2 separate regions of the Homo sapiens genome follow, and region 1 is linked to region 2. A link is an interaction called in ENCODE POLR2A ChIA-PET data of the cell type or tissue named here. Cell type or tissue: PC-9. All regions are shown on one strand. Links, peaks and the distances in the headings refer to the core of each region. The heading gives the core; the rest is flanking DNA.

Region 1 (2,922 bases), core at 167-2,666, 140 kb after region 2:
TGCTTCAAAACAACTAGACCGCTGAGTTTTACTGCTGTGAGATCTCTCTCTAGATGTGGAAATGGGCCAGATGCAGTGGCTCACACCTGTAATCCCAATACTTTGGGAGGCCGAGGCAGGAGGAGCACTTGAGGCCAGCAGTTGAGACCAGCCTGTGCAACATAGCAAGACTTTGTCGCTACCAAAAAAAAAAAAAAATTTTAAATATAAACATTTTTTAAAAAAAGAAACAGCCAGAGTTCAGGAGGCAAGAACTGTAGGGTTTCTTGTTTTTCTTTTTTAACAGACTTTCTCCAGTGTGTTTTGTAGATTTAGCTTATTTTTACTTTTCTTTTTAAGGGTGGGCAGCTATTTGAGCCACTGGCAGAATCTGAGTTGGCTTCCATTAGCTATTATTGATGTTTGGCAGATAAGTTGGGTTTTATCTACATAACAGGGAACTCTTGGCAATAATTAACTGGTACATGTGCTGATGGATACTAGGTTCTTAATGTGGAAACAAGTTTAATACTGTTTTCAAAGCATTTGTCTTAAATTTGTCCGTCCTACTGTCCTGAAGGGAATTAAAAATAAAGTGTCACAACTGGGCCAGCAAATGGCCATATTTGGACCAATTTTAATTCTGCCCTATTTCTAGTACTTTGTAATTGTGTAGATAAGTGGTATAGAGAGGGAATAAATATTTTAAGCCATTTTAAAGCCATGTTTTGTTTTCTTATAAATTTACACATTTCATTACTTATTGTGAGGCATTTTGATTTTGTAAAATGTGCTGCTGAATTGAGAAACTTTACTTCATTCTTTACCCAAGTCGAATGACTAAAAAATAAAATTTAGTAGAGTACTGAAACATTTCAAAATGTATTCTTTAAGATAGAATTGTATTTGGAATACACCAGTTGTATACTTGTATTAGTTTGTTTTCATGCTGTTGATAAAGACATACCTGAGACTGGGTAATTTATAAAGGAAAGAGGCTTCATTGACTCATAGTTCCACATGGCTGAAGAGGCCTCACAGTCATGGTGGAAGATGAAGGAAGAGCAACGGGACATCTTACATGGTGGCCAGCAAAGAGAGAGCTTGTGTAGGGAAACTTCCCTTTATAAAACCATCAGATCTCGTGAGACTTATTCACTATCACAAGAATAGCACAAGAAAGACCCACCCTCATGATTCAGTTACCTCCCACCAGGTCCCTCCCATGACATGTGGGAATCATGGGAGCTTTGATTCAAGATTTGGGAGGGGACATAGCCAAACCGTATGAATACTTTCATCTGGTTCATGGAAACTGTAATTATAGCTGCATGCTCTGGAGACAAAATGCCTGGGTTCAAATTTTCATGTGTCTAGTTCTTAGCTGTGTGACCTTACCCATCAGATTTCCCCTAATCTCTAATCAGCACCTGTAAACTAGAAATAATACCAGTAATAACCTCATAGGGATTTTAGAAATACCAAATGGGAGAATCCATAAAAAGTGTTTAGCTCAATACCTGGCCCAGAATAAGCATTCATAATGTATTCTAGTAATTGTAGAATAGCAGCAGGAGGAGTAAAAGAATAAAGCAAGATGTCAGGCAGAAATAAACTACTCTCGAATCCTTTCTTTAAAATAAGAGTGTTCATGTTGTGGAGATCGGGTTTTTCACTGTGGTTCTCAAACCCTGTGTGCCAGGGTCCCTGTAGGGCTTGGAGCCCACTCTCACAGTGTCTCATTCAGTAGGTCTAGGCTGGGGCCAGAGGATTTGCATTTCTTACAGGTTCCCAGGTGATGCTCATGCTGCACATCTCACCACACTCTGAAAACCACTGGCCTCAAGTATTTATTTAAATTGTGCACCAAAAATATCACTGATTGATATGAAAATAACAGTAATAATTGCTTGACATTTATAAAGTCTCCATCTTTCAAGAAGCCAGAGACCTCTAATAAATGTAACCTTAAAATACATGATTTGTCTTCAATTGGGATGGGGAAATGGGGGAGGCATAGGTCTCTGCCCAGCACCCATTTAAGGGACTGATCTGAAGTCAAGCATCAAGTCCAATGAAACTCTAGGGTTAGGATCAGGTATCCTGGAGCCACACCTAACACTTTCTCCCCCAGAAAGTGGTCTCTCCCCCATTTCTATAAAGTCATCCATTCATAGACTGGTCATACAGGTCACTGAAGATCTGCTGATCGACCCTAATGATGTTCCACACGTTTTCCTTACACACACACACCCAGGCATTCAGTTTTTAAATGCCCTGAAAACAGTCATAAAATACATTTGAAAGTGACAAATTCCCTTTTCTTAGCTGCCTCTCAGCAGCAGAAAGATATCTCAAACTGATGTTTCAGTAAAATATGTGCGCATTAAAAACTGATTTTTTTATTGAAAATGACGACAACAGCAGAGTTTAAGGATACAAATCCTTGCCATGAGCCACCACAGAAAGGCATATACTCAACCTTTATTTATACGTACAAAAAACTTCTGCCACAGACTTCTATACATAACCTTTATGATGTGTAATGTATATGAAATAGTAATTAAACCACCCATCTTTGCTGCCTTTTATACTTTTCTAGTGTTCTCCAAAAAGCAATACAAATTATACATTTTTGTTCTTGCATAGTATATCATTCTATCATTTTGAGATTTAACATTTTAACACTATCACCATTAAGTATGACCCTGTGAAATTTCATCTAACACCAAAGAAGACAATAGCATAAACTGTCCTGGTTCTGTTGATTTTGTACATGTCTTCAGGTTTTATATGTGTGTTATTAAGACATTTTGTACTGTAGATTTACTGACTCTCAATTCTGGTATTGACTAGAGCCAAACTCCCTATAGTACTTGGGAGCATGGTTCTATTCAGTTCTCACCCCAGTTTTCATGGTTTTCTGTTTGTTCTGTTCTGCCA
Region 2 (2,922 bases), core at 215-2,714:
TCATTTTTTAAGTTCATCTCTTTTTTTTCTTTCTGTCGGCCAATACCTACAAAATATCTTTCTGAGCTCTGTGAAAGGCCTTACTTCATGTATCACTTCTTAGCCTGATGAACGATGGAAATTTGACGCTAGCTGAAGGTCAGAAGCAGAAGCAGGAATGTGACTGGTCAGATGATCCTACCATTCAGTAACCCTAACCCACTCAGAAACGCATTTTGGGGAAAAGGATGTACTTTTCTCTAATCAAAGATAAGATTTCAAATATGGTTAGAGCTTCCTGCCATGGAAAAAAATGTAAGTTTCCATAAGTTCTTTAGACTTTAGGAAGCTTTCAAAAGTTATCTGCTTTAGTTTATGAAAACTGACATCAGAACAGTTGCCATTTCATCGAGTGAGATCAGAGTAGGGGAAGTGATGAAAGAGCTGTAGTGATTTCCACATTATGAGAAGATTAAAAATATTGTTTTGGACAAAACTAGACATACAAGGCTGTTAACCTGAGTAGTATGAGTGAAAAGCCTTTATGCAGACTTCATCTTTTTAGGAGGATAACAATGCAATAAATTGGGGTCCTCACTGCTTTGGGTGTCTAGCTGTCAAGAAAAGGTTTCCTGCACATCCTTCCTAAGAATTAGCTCTGGTGTGCCTCAACTCATCCTGATCAATGTCTTCTCTTCTAGAACTTTACCTTCCCTCCAGTGGTTTATCTTATAGATTACCTTAGAAAAAACTGGTTAAAGTTCTGTTCTCCGGGCTCGGTCTCTCCTCCAGTTAAAATTGTTGTTTTTTGGCCAGGCATGGTGGCTCATGCCTGTAATCCCAGCACTTTGGGAGGCCAAGGCATGCAGATCACCTGAGGTCAGGAGTTCGAGATTAGCCTGGCCAACATGGTGAAACCCTGTCTCTACTAAAAGTACAAAAATTAGCCTGGCATGGTGGTGTGTGCCCGTAATCCCAGCTACTTGGGAGGCTAAGGCAGGAGAATTGCTTGAACCCAGGCAGTGAGCCGAGATTGTGCCATTGCACTCCAGCCGGGGCTACAAGAGCGAAACCCCGCCTAAAAAAAAAAAAAAAAAAAAAAAAATTTTTTTTTTTTTTTTTTTTTGGCCAGGAAGCAGGCAAGGCAGGGAAGAGGGAGGTTAGAGGTGAAAGTTACCACAGTGATAACCATCACGTATCACATTCCTACCCTGCCCCAGGTGCAGTGCTAGATCATCCTTCCTAATCTTTACAACACACCTGTGATGTTGTTATTGCTGTATCTTTACTCTAAAGTTCAAAGAAATGTCACCAGCTTTCCAACTAATAAGAGGCAGAGTTGGTACTTGAACCTGGGTTTGCCCAACTCTACATCTGTGCCTTTTCTACTGTGTTATACTCTCTCCATTAGACCCTAGGATATAGAATTGAATCTCAACACTTTCCGAACATTTGTTTGGAGACATCAACCTCTAAGGAGACCTAAGTTGTTAGAAATCAGACTCTCTCATTTAAAATTTATTAATTCAACCAAATTGAGGAAGTGGCCTTTTTGAAAAAGGCACTGCTACATGTAATGTTTCTACCATGGCCACTATCAAATCAGGCTTCATGTGGCCATACCTAACAAGTGATCATAGGAAAGCATTAGAATTCTTTACTGGAGTCTTAAAAAAAAAGTCAGAGTGATTTTATTCATAATATGCAGCAGAATTACCTAAAATGCCCTCCTCTCTTTCTCTTCTACAGTCTTTCTCTGTCACACACACACACACACACACACACACACACACACACACACATACACACCTTATACTTGCCAACTCTCCCAAACCTCTCTATGCCCAGTGACCTCAAATCTTTGAGCCTCACACTGTGCTAGTTCTTGCCTTCCTTGCTTCTTACCCTTTTGTCTGCTATGACTAATGGTTAGCTCTTTCCAGTGCAAATCAATCCAGCTAGACTCGGCTCCTTTTGCCCCTGATTCTGATTCTGGACAACAAAGACTCAGAGACAGGAAGACAGAATTCTCCTTCATGGGTAGGGGAGAAGGAAGGGCTTGGAATAAAAACCCTCATGTGTTTTTCCTGCTACTCTGTGTTCTCTGTAGTAGTTGCATGGTACGATCCGGAGTCTCCAGGGGTCGTCCTCCCCTTCTTTAGGGGAACAAGTAAAAACTGGTAGCCAAGCGATGTTCTGTGTGAAGAAGGCATATTCACTGAGGGAAATGAATAGACATTGTGAGGTTTCTCAGCCAAAATGGAATTTAATGACACACTTTCCTTTATCCTCATCCCTGGCACAGTATGAGAAACCTCGGTTGCGTTCCCACACCACACACAGAGGGAATGCTCAATTTGCTGCTCTCAAGTTTGATGCCAAAGCCAAGCCAACATAGGAGTGATGGTTAGCATTTTAGTAGGTCTAGCCATGAAAGACTACACACCGCAGGGAAAAACAACAAAACACACGAGGTCTTTGGTGCATTCCACCTGCATTCAATTGAAAGGTGGAATATGAACTTGGGGATTCTAAGTTTATTTACTGCCTCCCAGGTTGATATGGCTTGTGTGCTGCTGTTTGAAACAGCCTTTACAGTTAGCTTGTAAAAAATGTACAGGTCATCTCGTGTCCCTCATCTTCTCATAATTTTATATGGCTCCCTACTGAATGTGGAATAAAATCCAAACACTTCAGAAACGTATTTAAGGCTCTTCCTGAGTGAAAGTAACATTCGAGTAACATTCAAAAGTAACATTTATCTCTCACTTTGTACATCACACTCGGAAACCAGGGCAACAGATGGTTCATGACCTACACCAAAAGGCTTGACCACATCGTGAATACAGTGATAAAAGTGTGTCAGATGGCAAGAGCCATTCTCCACTGTAGGTTGGACCGGGTGAAGGGGAGTTCTGATGCCCACTGGAGCAGGCTGGCTTT

Evidence for each region. ChIA-PET counts read pairs that join two places held together with the same protein. Peaks named below come from ENCODE experiments on the same cell type or tissue, not always from the same donor. Only the 100,000 strongest peaks of a DNase experiment are listed, where the experiment ranks them.
Region 1: POLR2A ChIA-PET joins it to region 2 with 10 read pairs; 2 of 35 experiments call an interaction of 5 or more read pairs at or near these places.

The regions. Positions count from the first base shown.
Region 1 is chr4:41,667,786-41,670,707 of GRCh38, forward strand. The region is part of intron 21 of LIMCH1 (LIM and calponin homology domains 1); the gene reads left to right. Among named protein-coding and RNA genes, the nearest start is that of LIMCH1-AS1, 24 kb to the right of the region's middle. In PC-9, for the core only: no CTCF peak of the experiment used is centred there; no DNase peak of the experiment used is centred there.
Region 2 is chr4:41,529,736-41,532,657 of GRCh38, forward strand. It overlaps a transcript of LIMCH1 not described here. Among named protein-coding and RNA genes, the nearest start is that of LIMCH1, 7.0 kb to the right of the region's middle. In PC-9, for the core only: no CTCF peak of the experiment used is centred there; a DNase peak (open chromatin) is centred at 1,226; H3K27ac peaks cover 2,382 bases.